Linked DNA regions of Mus musculus: region 2 is linked to region 1. The links are chromatin loops, found by intact Hi-C in ENCODE. Cell type or tissue: heart. All regions are shown on one strand.

Region 1 (8,000 bases):
CTCTAAGGTATTTATTTTGTTTCTTATTTTAAATGTTTAATTCTATCTCTTTGTCTATTTATTTATTTAGCGTATGGACATACGCTGCAGGACACATTGTGGGAATCCATGCTCTTCTAGCATATGGGTCCCAGAGAATGAGCTCAGGTGGTCTGCCTTGGCCACAGACGCCTCTGCCAGCTGAGCCATTCAGCCAGCCCATGTGTCATCATTTCGAAAGTGAAAAGGCCAAACGTGTTTTCAGATACCTGTAACTCAAGTTCTCTGTGATACTGAGGCAGAAGGGTCACAAGTTCAAAGCCAGGCCACACTGGCAACTTACTGAGACTTCTCTCAAGAATGAAAGGAATTGGGGCTGGAAAGATGGCCAGTGGTTAAGAGCACTGACCGTTCTCCCAAAGGTCCTGAGTTCAAATCCCAGCAACCACATGGTGGCTCACAACCATCTGTAATGAGATCTAACACCCTCTTCTGGGATGTCTGAAGACAACTACAGTGTACTTATATATAATGATAAATCTTTAAAAAAAAAAAGAATGAAAGGAATTGAGGACATAGCTCAGTAGAGTCACTCTTTTTTTTAATAAATTAGATTTTATTAGTGTTAATTTTTTCTTTTTTTCTTAATTTTTTTATTATTTAAATGCATTTATACATCAAACATATTAATAATATTGAGTATTTTGAGAATCAAATAATATATAAAAATTATTTTCAACTTTTATATTTATATCCTTTCACACCCTAAAAATATCACTACTGAATATTTAATCCTGTCTATAACTGAGGATCATATATCTAATGTTGAATACTAAATTGTTTCAAAACATACAAAATATTCTTTGGGAATTAAGCAAAGTAAAAGAGCATAAAATATTAAAAATGAATCATTAAGAAATATATTCAAAATCCTTATATGATACCACATGACATAGTGTGAGAGTATTTAAAACACATTATATAGCGCTTTCATAGTGTGCGCAAAGCCTGGGATTCAATCTTATGACCTTAAAATAAATACACAAGCTAGCTAGGCATCTTGCTCCAGTAATAAGGCGCCTGTGACTCATTCTATACTTGACTGTGTACCACACGCAGTTATAAGCACAGCAACAGTGTGAGTATCGATCGCATTGTCAGTCCACCTTACATATGAGGAAGCTGAGGCAAAGAAGCACCTTGCTCAGAATCACATGGCTAGGAAGAGCAGAGTCATAGTACTTTACAATCCGTGATACCTTGTAACACATGACATCTTTGTATTCAAGAGCTATCTATGGAAATCTCTGTCTGTGTGGGACCTTTGGAGTGTAATTAGAGTAGTGCTATCTATCTCTGAAAGCTTCTTCCACAATATCAGTTTAATTAAGAGAAAAACTGAGAGACTCAGTCATGTTCCTCTAATCTTTCAAGCTCCTCATCACATCAGGATAGTCTGAGAGTCCACACAGCCTGTTGGAATGTCGGGAAGCTAAGTGCTGAAGGAGCGCTTGGAGCAGAAAAAAAAAAAAGATGCTGTGCACGAATGCTTGTGTCAGGACATTTGCCTAGTGTCCCACACCGAAAAGAAAACACTAAAATAAATACAAATAGCAGGATATGAGTTTGGATCTGGATTGTAAGTGGTAGGTGAGGGTAGGTGAGTTGCTGATGCACAAAATGTGCTCACACTTACAGCAGCAACCAGGGAAAGCCATGGCTCCTGCCCTGGAGCCCGTCCTCACGGCTTTTCTGCTACTGCCATGCTGGCGTTTCCTACTTTGCTGTAGTTTTCTATCCTTAGTTAAGGGAATATATATCTAAATTAATTGTTGGCAGGTAACAGATGAACTTGGTACTATCTAGAAACATGCTTGTAAATAAATTCTGATTGCAGATGGCTAGTTGTTATTCTGAGGGGTTTGTTTGTTTACTTGTTTTGGTTTTAGATTTATTTTATATGTATGAGTCTTTTTGGCCTGCATGTAACTATGTGCACCGTAAGTGTGCCTAGTCCCCACAGGAATCAGAAGAGGGCATCAGATCCCTTGGAGCTGGTATTAGGAATGCTTGTGAACCATCATGTGAGCACTGGAAACTGAACCTGGATCCTCCGGAGGCAAGAGTGACACATGCTCTTGACTGCTGAGCCATTGCTCCAGTCCCTATTATGTGATGTTTAATGTACAGACATTGTGTTAATACTTTCTTGCTTGCTTTTACTTATCTAGGGAGCAGATTTTAAGAGTAAAAGAAGATGAGAATGTTCCATTTCTCCTGGTTGGTAACAAGTCAGATCTAGAAGATAAAAGGCAGGTTTCTGTAGAAGAGGCAAAAAACAGAGCTGACCAGTGGAACGTTAACTATGTGGAGACGTCTGCTAAAACGCGCGCCAACGTTGACAAGGTAAATTGTTCTCATTGTTACTGTGCCATGTATCTAAAGGCCCTGTTACCCTACTTTAATCTAGACTCCAGGATCCAAACTATAATTTAGTACAGTGATTTCATTTGTTTGTTTGTTTGTTTGTTTGTTGTTTTTAGTTTGCTTTTATTTATTGAGGGTGGGAGGGAGCCGTAGCACACTTGTAGAAGTCAGAGGACAGTCTCTTTTCTCCTCCCACCATGGATTAAACTCAAGTCCTTGGGCTTGTGGCAAGCACCTTTACCCACAGAGCCATTTCACCAGCTCTGACAGACTGAGTGTATCATCTGTAAATGTTTAAGTAAGACAGTAGAAATTCACCTTGTCTTGGGCCTTCTCAGATATAAGAACTACAGACAAGCGTACTTTTTTAAGTCATCAGAAGTCCTCATCCCACTCACTGCCTTCATTTTTCATGGCATTGTATAGTGTAAAAGCAGCTCTAGATCCTACCGTGCCAGCACTGTGTGTGCTCTGACTGATGCCTGCCTAGTGTTATGTAAGGCCTCTGAAGGGAGGGTGCCTTCTGGATGGAACCCTTTCCAGGATTAGGGGAGATTATCTTCAGGGCTGAGATGGCTCTGGTGCTTGGAGACTCCCAGTGGGGTTCTCTCTAGAGGCGCCCCTTAAACCCAGTGTGCACCCAGTTGTCCTGAATCCTAACAGGCACACAGCCTTAAGGCTCACCACTAAGGATTTTGCTTCATTTGTTCTAGAATCGGAATATGCATTTCTAGAAAGCTTACATTGCTCTGGGTGGCAGTGAGCTTTTGTAGTTCAGTCTGCTTATACTTAGAGGTCCATAATACTGAGTCAGGAAGCATGAGGTTGGTCAGCCATAGTAGAGGCAGGCAGCTGTCTGTGAGGTCAAAGCCAGCCTAGACTACATAGTCGCAATGAGAATATGTCTTAAGAAGAAACACATGCACACAAGAAAAGAAAAAATTTGAGGCAGAAAGCATCATGAGATAAAGAAAAAAAATCAGAGGTTCTTTCTGTTCATTTATAACAGATATTATGGCTGTGTTGTCATGATTAAGGTTTTTAGTAAGGTGGTCAGACTTAGTACTTGGACACAGCGAGTCCTACAGTTTTTCTCTTCCGTATACTGTGCTGGTTTTCTGTAAGATTATATTAAATATTTGTAAAGTTCTTATAAAATGTATTTTAATATTCAATATGAGGGAGTTTTCAAAGCATAGGCTTATCTGTCTTCCTAATTGTCCTAAGACACTTGTGAACACACTAAAAGTGACTGAGAAGAAGGGGAGAGGGGCAGAGAGGCAAACAGAGGCAGTGCACAGAGATGAGCCATGCTGTCACAGCCGTGTCTAGTCAGCTGACCTCAGAAGAAGCCAGTTGGGATCAGAGCACTCACAGGATAGCGAGAAGACAGCCAGCAGTCCAGCAAGAGTGCAGCCCAAATGCATTACCAGAAAAAAGGGGACATGGCCTTAAACTTAAAAAGGACTTTGTCTTACTTATAAAAACAAATGTACTGTTTAAAAAATATAATGTCATATTTTTTAGCCTGTCTCGTTAGGAAAAAAATGAAAGTATATTATTGGCAAGAAATGTACAAAAAGCCTCATATTTATAGAAGGGCAATGTGGTCATTATCTCTCAAAAGTGTGACCCAGCACTTCAGATTCTAAAAGTGTATGTTGTCCTAGTGTGGACAGGGAAAGTAGCACAAATCCCATTCCTAACCAAAAAGCTATTTGTAATTGAGTGGCTAGGAAAGAAAAATGCAGTTTTCCCCAGTGTGCCATCACTGCTGTGCTAACCTACACCCAGGTCAGGTCCTGGGCTCAGGAGCAGTTGGCCAGCACAAGAGCGGCTCAGTAGGTTTCTCTGTGCTCTCTGTTTTGTTTTTGTGCTTTTCATACTATTTTGTCTTTGGGGGTGGTTTGTTTGTTTGATTTTTTTTTTCAGAGAGAAAGAATAAAGTTGGGTTGGCAGGGAGGTGGGAAAGACTGGGAGGAGTTTCAGGAGAAAAAGATTATGATCAGAATATTATGTGAAAAAAATTAAAGTCCATTAATTCAAAAGTATTAAAATAAAAATTAAAATGTATTTTCTGGAAAATTATAATACACATATAAATATATTTACAACGGTAGTAATTGAAACAGAATTTATAGATGCGAAAGACCAAAGCTACGTGTGTCCAATGACAGACTTGTTTTAAGTCACAATGAGTCCTTATACTGAACCCCACTACTGAAAGGAAAAATTGCATTTAACCACTGAGCCATCTCTCCCCTGGCACCCACAGGTTTCCTACTACAAACAGTACTTCACCAAACTTTCTGAGGTTATTAGAAAAAGATTCTTCTTTATCTGAGGTGACAAAGTACCCACCACAGCAGTGTGCTTTATAAGACAGTTTTCTTAGTCTTTACCAGCCCAACTAAGACAGCCCTAAAAACTTGCAAGAGGGCTGGTGAGATGGCTCAGTGTTACTCTTCCGAAGGAACTGAGTTCAAATCCCAGTAACCACATGGTGGCTCACAACCATCCGTAATGAGATCTGACGACCTCTTCTAGTATGTGTGAAGTTAGCTACACACCAGATATAATAATAATAATAATAATAATAATAATAAATTTTTTTTAAAATTGCCAGAACATGGTGAACCCTGATTACCGATGAGACTGCATGTGCTTTGATTGACTGATTGATTGACCCAGTCATCTGCCCATCTGAAGTCTTTCTGCCCATCTGCCTAATGGCTTACATACCTTTTGATTTGTGTCTACTTTAGAATAATAACATTAATCTTCTGTCCACTTCATTTGCTGTCATTATTGTCTCCTAGTCTGTTACATGTCTTCATGTGGCATACTTTATCTTTCACCATGGGAAAAATAGATTATACTGTCAGATTTTGATTATTCTATTTTGTGATTTCTGAATTGTGTAGCTTTCTTAGAGCTTACAACCATTCTAAGCTACATGTATACACACATATACACACAAATTACTTTCTTTGTGTATTATTTTTTATAATAGTTTCTTGGTTCTCTTGACAATTTAATAGTCTCAAGTGTGAACTCAGGGCCACTAAATACTTAAAACTAGAAATACTGGTGAGGGCAGTTTTTATTTTTTAGCCACAGATATTTTAAGTCAAGCGTAAACCTGTGAGTTTGTTTTGTCTGTCTTTATTTTTATTTATGTGAAAAGGTATTTTCTCTGGTCATTAGTGTGGAATTAGAAAGCCAAATTTCATAGGCATTGGGTTGCCCTAAAATGAGAAAAGAGGGTGGAGCCAGGAGAACAAGATAGATAGCCTGGGAGGTGGTTCTGCTATAGGGGGAGTGTTTACCGTCTCCGGGGGTGGGGGGTGGGGAGGGGGGTGTCTGTCTTCCTCTTCCTTGGTTAATGTTTGTTTCAGTTGGCGCTTGAAACAGGACTTAATTCATCAAGTTAGCTGATGCCAACTTGAAATGTTTCCTGCCATGTTTTCTAGTTTGGGTGACTTCTGAAAGTCATTGACTTGTTGGAAAGTTAAGCCTTCTATGTCCTTTTCCTAGTGTACTATATATGTCTGATACAGTGCTGATACAGAGACCAGTACTGGAAGACTCTCACTGGCCAGAAAGGGGGCTTCCTGCTAGAGCTAGTCCCATCTGAATTGGAAGCAGGGGCTTCCAAAATCCCTGGGAGAATTTGAATCCCAACATTGTGGTCTATGGCATTGTGGTATTTCAGCCTTGTATGCTCTCCAGTCCAGAATTTACCTTTTAAACATCCATTCCCTTGTCTATTGAGGCACTAGCATTTTATAGCTTCCTCACTTTCTCACCTAACTGTTACATTTATTGCTCCAGCTCAAAAAATCAGCTATTACCCAAGAATCCCATTTGATGGATTGTTAGTCGGCAGCCTCAACCTGAGAATATTTGCTCATTACCTTCTGGTTATTACCTCTTTGTGGCTTTTCATTGAACAGTGCCAGGAAATCGTTTCTAAAAATAGAAGAAAAGCTCATGAATTCACGCTGTTATTACCCATTCAGATTTTCTATCACAGATCCTTACCTCTTTGAGGTAACACTCATCCTGGAAAGCCTGGCTTCCAGCAGACATTTGTATTGTCCTCCAGTGTGTGAGTCACTTTCACAGCGTGATTCTTGAGACTTGTTTGGCTTTGTTTTTGTTGTTGCTGAGGTTCTGTATGTGTATGTGAGTTCCTGTGCACGCACACACACGTGTGTGTGTGTGTGTGTATGTGTGTGCGTGTGTGTGTGTGTATGTGTGTGCGTGTGTGTGTGTGTGTGTGTGTGTGTGTGTGTGTGTACGTACATGTTGGTATGAGTGTGTGGTATGTTTTTGTATGTGTATGTAGATATAGGTGTGTGTGTGTGTGTGTGTGTGTGTGTGTGTGTGTGTGTGACTCAGAATCACAGGTAGAGTTTCTTGCATGCTAGGCATGATGGTCCTACTTGTTTGAGTTTTATTTTTATCTTTAACACCTAAGGTGAATTTTCCATATACTGTGTTCTAAAGACCCCTGAAATAATTTTTTTCTCTACATGATCATATCATCAACTAGGAATTTAGTCATTGTTTCCAGTTTCAAATTTTAATGAATTTTTGTGTTTTATTTATGGTTTTAGTGGACAAAATTGTAATTTTCCCAGGTGGAAATGTCATTCAGAGGTGCTCGACAGTTCTGATGTCCTCCGTTGCTCTTGAAAATAGTGTTCCTGCTAGTCTAGTTAGTGTCTGGTTCATCCTTTGATAGCTTTATCTTTACAAGTCCAAGCAGATGCACACGCACTCCCTCCATACAAGTACCTTCTCCATACATCTGCACCTGGCAGTTCTCCAGTTAGTTTCCATTGAGAGCTAAAGGCATAATAAGAAAAGCATGTCAGACACTATAGTCTTTGTCACTTGTGCTGTATATATGAGCACACATATTTCTTGTTTGTTTCTAGTCTTATTGAAGGTAGAAGGTTTTATAGTTTAGTTTTTAATTCCATAAGTAGTAATTGAGTTTCTTGAGAAGCTTGGCCAGGTGGTTGGTGAGTTCAGGGTAGGCAGCAAGACTCTAAGGACCAAACAGAATGTAGAACTGTGGACTGTGAGAGCTACCCTCCCTCTTACACTTAGCTTATTATGTAGAACTGTGGACTGTGAGAGCTACCCTCCCTCTCACACTTACCTTATTATATTTTTCTAGGTCTTTCTTTGTTAGAGAACAGATTTGTAGTTGAAATTTAATACCTCAGTTATTTCACTAGCAATTTTTAGTTTCCATGTTAATTTTTTCATTATAAACATAATCATCACCAAATATAAGTTAGCAAAATAGATTTATTGATCACAGAATGCTCATTACATGGTCTGGAGAGATGGCTCAGCTGTGAAAACCACTGGCTGCTCTTGCAGAGGACCCAGGTACAGCGCCCAGCACTCATGACAGCTCACAACTGTCTACAACATCAGTTCCAGGGGATCCAGTGCCTCTGGCCACATCAGGCACAGGGCACACCATTGGTACACAAACATGGGGTACACTGGCACACATACATACATGTATTTAGGCAAAACACTCATACACATAAAATAAAAATAAGTAGCCT
Region 2 (8,000 bases), 58 kb before region 1:
TGAAACCTTTCTTAGTGTCACACCTCCTCCAACAAGAACTTGAATTCTAATCCTTGCAAGCAGATCATCAACTGGGGACTAAGCATGCAAATATATAAGCCTACAGGAAGCATTCTCATTCAAACCACCATAAGAGGAAAGTGTTTATTTCATCATATACTTTCCTCAGTCCATTATATAGAAAGTCTGGGTAGGAACTGAAGGCAGGAACTCAACCAAAGGCCTTGGGATAATGATGCTTAATGGCTTGTTTCCCATGAATTGCTCAGCTTTCTTATAAAACTCTAGATGACCTGCCTGGGGGGTGACACCAACCTCAGTGAGTTAGTCCCACCCACATGAGTCACTGTTCAAGAAAACACCCCTCAGGCTTGCCCACAGGACAATTTGGTGGGGCATCTTCTCAACTGAGGGTTCCTCTTCCTGGATGACTAACTTCTGTCAAGTTAACAAAAACCGAAGTTTTATACTTTAAGTTAGTTGGTGTCTTGCCATGGAGATAGATAGGTAAAGTTAAGTAGAGGCTAAGGATTTATATCGCTTGTATATCTAGGCTCAGGTGTTGTAGTTGGCCTCGTCGATGTCGCTCCACTAGTGGGAACAGAAAGAACAGAGTTCTGACAACTTGAGGCCCTCTTGGACCACAGATTTCCAGACTTTCTATACAGTTAGAGGGAAAGACTATTCAGTGATTTCCAATGTACATTAGAGTTATTGAAATTCAGACTTCTCGATTTCCACCAATTAAAATATGTTGGATAAACTGAAGGCATTTGCTCCCTCAGATTCTGGGGAACGAGTAGGTTTGGGAAGCTCTGGTTCCAGTAAAATCTGAGATTGTACAGAACGCTAAATAGAGCCAATAACTGCCCCAAGCCTCATGAGTCACTGATAAATTACTCTTACCAGGCTTGGCTGCCTTCTTAGTGATTGTATGCAAATGCAGAATGGAGAGGTGAGACAAAAAGAAAATTTTTTCTTGCAATTTTTTTTAGCAAGTTCTTTTGTATAATTTTAAGATTTAATGCAATAAAATCTGTAGAATCCTTAGAACCATAACTGGACTGCAGTAAGGATAAGAAAAACACAAATACAAATGTTCATTGTCCTGTTCTAGAAGTTACTCTGCTCTGGGTTAAATCAGGTAAAATTTCATCAGTCATTAACACTTTCTGTGTAGAAAAATTATATAAAGATGGTAATATTCCTTCATGTTATGGAATCTTTGATTTACATAAATGAAGTTTTTGTATTGTTTAATATGCCAATTTGAATTTTTGATATGATTATGAGTGTACTGTACAGATTCTCACGTAGTCCAGAATGGCCTTGAACTCACTGTGTAGCCAAGGATGGCCTTGAAGTCTTGATGTTTCCAATTCCCCAGTGATGTAATTATAGGCATTCACTGCTATACCTATTTCTCATAATAGATCAAAAATAGGCCCTATTTTTGATCTATTATGAGAAATGTTAATAATATAAAATTTTGGATCTATAATTGAGTAGTATTTTGTACTTTTAGTATATAGTTAGAGTACATAAGGTATTTTACGTTATCCTTTTATCATTGTATGATTTAGAAACCAAAATCTGATTGTAATGAAATATTTCTCTTAAATGAGACAATAGATACACTTGATTCTGTTTAATTCCCTGCATAATTTTTCAATCTTTTAGTACTAAACAGGTTTTATGCTTGTTAGTTATAAATAAGATTATGCATTTTATCACTGGAAATAACTCAAATTAATGTATTAAAGTGCTCTTTGATACATTTTGACATAGTGTGAAAATGACCTTTGAACAGCATCTGTGAATATCAAAATTGAGATCCACTTTAACTTTGTTCAATTTTATATTATATTTCAGGGTTATTATCACATCTTAGCATCAGTTCCTAGTTGTTCTTGTGTGGGTATGGATATATATGTCAACAGAATACTTTCACATCTTCATGCAGAGTTCTAATTTAATTTAAATGACCCTTGTTAAAAAGAGCTATTTAATAAGCAGATTGGTTTTTCCCAGATAAGTGCAGAAATAAGGACAGAGCAGAAGAGAAAGTATTTATACAATCTGGATGGAACAATCAGTGAATTAAACCAGATCAGAGAAGCCAGAAGAACCAAATGCTGTTAGAGAGGAAGCAGCTGTTTAAGCTCAGAGTCAAGGAAGGGGGATAAGGTCACATCATAATTAATGTATTTCAGACCCTTTTCTTTTACAAAAGAAGGGAAGTCTCAAAATATCCCTAATATGTAGGCAGTTTGAGTCTTGGGAATCAAGAAAGATAATATTAATAAGTAGGACACTTGAATAAAATGTGTTGCTTTCTTCTTTGTAACATATTACATAGTTTATTGTAAGAATTCACTCAAAAATTAAGGATACAAGTTTCTGAATATAATGAAGCTAACTTATTGACCATATTCATTGTTTAGGCCTTTTTTTCTTTTTTACAGTAAGAGGCCATTTTTCAATCTGTGTTTTGGATTTCAGTTCCCCCTGCCTCTTGAGACCTCCACACATCAGTTATTTGTTCATATCTTCATGTAGACCACTAGGTACTAGAATAATATTAGAATGGCTATGGACAGTGAGATTAATACAGTATTTTAAAATTTTCTCTTAAGTAAAGCAGAAAGGAGAAAAAGTTTTGAAATTGTGCTCAATGAAGTGAGACTGCATCTGCTTGAAAGTGGCAATATAAACCTATGGCATATCTAACTTCAGCTCGTCCTGCCCACTCCAGAACTTGGAACCCAGCACACAGCAACTACCACTAGATAACACCATTTCACTTCAGACTAAAGAAACCCTTTTCCTGTAACCTATGTCCATCCTTCTTCGCCTCTTCAGTAAAGTACACCTTTCCGCAATCGAGCTATAGCTCTAGGAGCAAGAGTGTTTGGTGGCTAGGTATGAAACTCAGGGTTCTAGCCCCAGCAAAACCAGACTTGATGGTGCAAGTCTCTATTACCAGCACTTGGGAGATGGAGTTAGGTGAGTCTGAAGTTCAAGGTCACCCCCCAGTTACATGGCCAGGACAAAACCACATACACAAAGTACACTTTTATCCTGCATCTTTCCAAAAACAAAACATTGACTTCCAATTCTCTTACCCTCCAGCTGCCCAGCAAACAATTCTTATTTGGCTTATGATGCTTATATGGCTTCATCATCTGGGAATCATCTTTTGGTTGGTTACTGGCACTATTAAAAATACCTTTCTCTTTCCTCTTCTGCAATAGTTCACTGTCTACTCTATGTTTGCTATACTGCCCAACTCCCCCATTAATCGGTCCTCCATTTATAAACTGCTTAAAATTTGATGTATCCAGCCATTCTACTTCCAGAATTTAATAGACACAAAAGCCAGCCATGACTTGACTCCTGTCTCCTTCTGTAGCCTCATCTTTCTCATCAGCTCTTGTAGAACTTTTAAGACAGATAAGTGGCACTCAGCCTTCTCCATGAACCACTGATCCCTGTTCTGCGGGGACTCCCTTTATTTGGATCCACATTTACCATCGTCTTTTTGTACTGGAAAAAAGATCATACTTAAGTTTAAAACTCTAACCTATTGTTAGTAAAGTTATCAAGTCTTCCCTCCATTCATACTTCCAAACGCCAAGTACTAGGTTTCTAGACTGCAAACTTGATTGAGTGTACATTCATTCCTTTAAGTAGTCATGCCAACCAACCAAGCCGTTGGTTCTTCATTTGGGGCCAAAGGAAATGAGAATTTTAAAGTCCAGGGAAGAACGTGTGGCCGCTAACAGACACTAGGCAAACTATCTCGAACTTGTGGGCAGTTTTAAAGAAAACAACCGATTCAGTTTAACTACTAATTTAAGACATTAGTGTGTTACGGAGCCGTCGCCTTATCTCAGTGCCAAATCTAGTGTCGAAGGGTCTACTCCAAAAGGAACCCGAAGCCCATATGCTGAGGCCAGTTCTCCACTCGGTCAGCTACCGAGACCCTCCAACCAGGACAAGCGACCAATCCACCAACTCGGACTTGATCTGCGACAAACCACGTTGCAGGCTACACACTGGAAAACTCTTGCAAGAGAACCTAGCAGCCCCCAGAAGCAAGATGGCGGCCTCCCCCTCCCCTTCTTTCTCCAGGAACCCCTCCATGTCCGGGGAAGACGAAAACACCGCGACACGGGAATCCCGGCACGGCCTTGGGGGGGGGGGGCGGGCTACGCCTCGCGAACCCGGGGACTCGCCGTGGGTCCACCGGGAGGCTGTACCACTGCGCCTCCCCCGCGCCCGTAGAGCCTTTGTTCGCAGTCGCCATGGAGTACTCGGCCCCACGGCCAGGAAGTGCGGCCTGGCGCCCCGCCCCGCTGGCCCGCGCCCCGGAAGTGATCTGCGGCGGCTGCTGCAGAGCGGCCGGGAGGAGGGTGGGTCTCCCTAGAGCGGAGCGCCGGAGTCCTCCTCCTCCGCCGCCGCCCAGGCCGCCGCCGCTGCCGCCGCCCTCCGGACTCCTCTTGCCGCGCCCCGCGCGGAACTCCGAGCGCGGTCCGATCGGCGCAGCCGAGGCCCAAGAGCCCGCGGGTCGAGCGGCTCGCGGTGCAGGTGAGAGCTCGCCGGCCGGGGAGGCCGGGCCGCGGCGGGGGTGTGTCCGACGGGCCGGGCCCGCGGCCGCCGAGATTGCACGTCCCGCCTGCCGCCTGGGCTGGGACCCGACTGCGCCCCGACAGCGGGCGGCGTCTCCGGAAGGTCACCTGTATAGCGCCGGTGGCTCCCAGGGCTGTGCCCGGGCGGTGCCCGCGACCTGGGGCCGCCGCCGCCGCCGCCGCAGTCCCTGCGCCGCACTCCACCCCGACCTCCCTCGCTTTCAAGCCACTCTGCCGGTACAGAGCGGCTGCTTTTCGAGCTTCTCTGCCAGTGTTTGGAAGGAATGGCGTTTTCAGACTAAAGTCTTTAGACGCGTCCAGCTGAATGCTCGAAGGCTCTTCTAGTACAGGTTTAGCCTTTAGAAGAGGAAGGGAATGTAGGCATTGTGTGATGGGGGTATCTTCCGCGTTCGGTGCCTGAAAGATGTCAAGGAGTAGAAGATACGATTTGTGTGCTTTACTTGGGCATTCGTGTGTTGGAGTGGGCGGGCGTGGTGGCGCTGAGGTGGTTGTGTTGTCGGGAGACTTAGGAGGAATTAAAGAATTTACTGGCCTTTGCATGGAAACCAGAACGTCCAGACTTGTGAGAGCTCATCTGAGTGTCTTTGAGCTACTGTGAGAACTCTGGTGCCACGCCCTACCTGTCAAGCCAGGAAGCACACAATTTACAAACAGTTTGGGTACGTGTGCCGGGAGAACCTTTATTTCTGTAAATTCTTTTCCTGTAAATAAATTACAGCTTTAATCACGTTCCCAAAATTGACTAACAGATTTATTACTCACAGTGTAGAAGGCATTCCCTTTGGCTTATGCTTGTTAATATGTACTATTACCTATGCTGTTTGTATCTGTTGATACAATATTCTTATAAATGACTCCTGTGACCCTTAAGATGTTTCTACGGCTCAGTTGTTTTCAGAGGAGGAGCCTTTTCATCTTCTCTGTTACCACGTAAAGTGCTCAGAACTCCCCACATTTCTTCACTGAATGGATGTGAATGTGTACAGTTGATGGAAAAGTCACTTTCCAGAAGCGATTGACTGTGGCTGGTACTTGCATACCAAGCAAAAGGTACTAGATTCCATCTCTAGCAAGGCCTCCAAACAATTTTGTTAAGAGCACAGTTTTGTTACTTTGGGATTCTTGGAACATGAAAATTTTGCATTGTCTTTTTTGTTCTCCAGGAGATCAAGGAAAAATTCAGGAAGAATTTCATTTTCACTATTCTGACCTGGAAAAGGTTAAAAATATTTAGGGACTGTGATTAGACGAATACTCATTTATATTTTATTGTTTCATGTTTATTTCTAGAGTATATCCAGAGTTAGAAGGAAGAGATTTACTGGCAAAAGATTGCAAGTATATTCTTGGGGTTGTGATAACTGTACCCAGCCTTTAAAAAGAGGAAGTTAGGAGTTGATGCTGCTTAGAAATAAGGTGAAAAGCACGGTTTCTCAGAGTGGCTCATTTTTTGTCAAGGATACATGAAATCTTCTGACACCCCGACGTGACCTTGGCATCTTTGATCAGCAGCACTTTGATGTTCGGAGATCCACATGCTTCTCTCTCTGCTGGGTGTGCAAATGCACGTTTATTTTGAAGTAGTATTTCATTACAACTATTTTTCCCCAGGGCACTCCGTGTGGGGGAAACTAATCATAGGAAAGAATTATAGGAAAGAATGTTCACCAATTTTTTCCTCACCATTTTTAAGGGAATGTTTTGGCCTATAGATGGTTGCATTATTCTCAGGTTAAGCTGCACGTATCTTTGTCTTCTAGTATATGGTGGTCCTGCACTGTCTTCTAAGTAGCGTTTTAAATAAACAGAGTACAAATAAATGTACCAATATCACTTCTTGTATATGGGTCCACCAAACTAATAGGTTCTTGTATTCTTTTATAAATGAGTAAAAAGAGCAATCATTTTACAAATACTGGAAGCTGTGAGTGTTAACTAGGGAAGAGACTGATCTTGAAGAGGTAGGAGACAGTTTCCATTGTTTTATAAGATACTATAATTCTTGGATTAAGGAGAGAGAAGCCTTTGGTTTCATAACATTACTATCCAGAGGTTAGATTTCCCTTCTTTAATTCAGCACCTATCTTGGTAATAATAGTTCTTATATATTGATTGCCCATCAAGCACTTTGCTGAGGATTGTAATGATACCAATATACTTATATTATTTCTTATCTCCATCATAGCTCTTCCAGATGGATGGTCTTCCCCAACACTAAGTCAAGTTATTTCACAAGCTAGCGTGTAATAGAGCTAGGATTTAAAAGTACAGTAACAATTTCCAAGAGCACTGAAAATTGCAGCTAATCCTAAAAGTCAAGGGGAAAGTGATTCTGACTGACCCGAGCTTCCAGAAAAGATACTATGCTTCTCACTCTTAGTCCCGAAGGATGGCCTGGAGTCACCAGTGACTAGCCAAGTGGGAGCTGCAGGCATCTTTATTTCCAAGGTGCTTACGAACACAATGTAACTGTACTCCTACATACAGTCTGTTGTGTACCAAGATGACAACTGGTCAAACATTGTGCTTGTAGGTGTCCTGGTAGAGAAGGAACTCAGAACAGGATCTCTGATGGCTTTGTACTTCTGCAGCACCTGTTGGAGCCGGCCCTGTTTGTAATTATATTTGTTTCCTTCTTTCTTCCACTAATGTAGATGGGATCAATGTAGGACAGTAGGAAGAATATTTTAAAAAACAAAAAGAGTTGTAGAACTCTATTCTTATAGGTCTGGTTGCCTTTTCCCCTGCAAGTGTGGAGTTTAAGAAAGTAATGGAGGGAGGGCATGCCCATCCCTTGGTTTAAAAGATGGGAATGAGATGCTGTCATTCCAAATACCAGAGTTCCGTCTCCAGCCCCCAACAAGGAACAGGATTTCTTGTTTAGTTTTTAAAGCTGAGTACATTTTACAAGGGAATTTTCATCATTGATTTAATCATACATGTAAGTAAAGGTTTATTTCCTCAACATCATGAGAGTAGCCTATATAAGCCATTAATTTTATTTATTTATTTTGAGGGGTGGGGATTTTGAGACAGGTGTTTCTCTGTGTAACCCTGGCTGTCCCGGAACTCATTCTGTAGACAGGATGGCCTCAAACTCTGAGCTCTGCCTGCCGCTGTCTCCTGAGTGCTGACACTACCACTGCCCCGCTTAAATATAAAAAATTGAAAAGCTGAAGGAAATGTCATGTAGAAATTAAATAATATGATGCTTTCCTGAAAGCCCTGCACAGTGTCTTGTGTTAGATACAAGGGACAAAATTCTTGACATATATAATTTACTTAACTCTGAGTTCCAATTCTATTGTTTGATTCAGATTTGAAACTAAGTGTCAGGGTTTCACAGTA

The links. Hi-C counts contacts between places; a loop is a spot of excess contacts. Peaks named below come from ENCODE experiments on the same cell type or tissue, not always from the same donor. Only the 100,000 strongest peaks of a DNase experiment are listed, where the experiment ranks them.
Region 2: it touches region 1 in a loop (4-fold over the local background); 2 of 42 quality-filtered maps call a loop at or near these places.

What each region holds. Positions count from the first base shown.
Region 1 is chr13:17,882,892-17,890,891 of GRCm38, reverse strand. Rala (v-ral simian leukemia viral oncogene A (ras related)) reads left to right here. Exons shown (of 5, transcript NM_019491.5): 4 at 2,211-2,385. Among named protein-coding and RNA genes, the nearest start is that of Rala, 57 kb to the left of the region's middle. In heart, no CTCF peak of the experiment used is centred here; no DNase peak of the experiment used is centred here.
Region 2 is chr13:17,940,607-17,948,606 of GRCm38, reverse strand. It overlaps Rala (v-ral simian leukemia viral oncogene A (ras related)), which reads left to right and starts at 4,390. Exons shown (of 5, transcript NM_019491.5): 1 at 4,390-4,590. In heart, no CTCF peak of the experiment used is centred here; a DNase peak (open chromatin) is centred at 4,366; H3K4me3 peaks cover 2,407 bases; H3K27ac peaks cover 1,821 bases.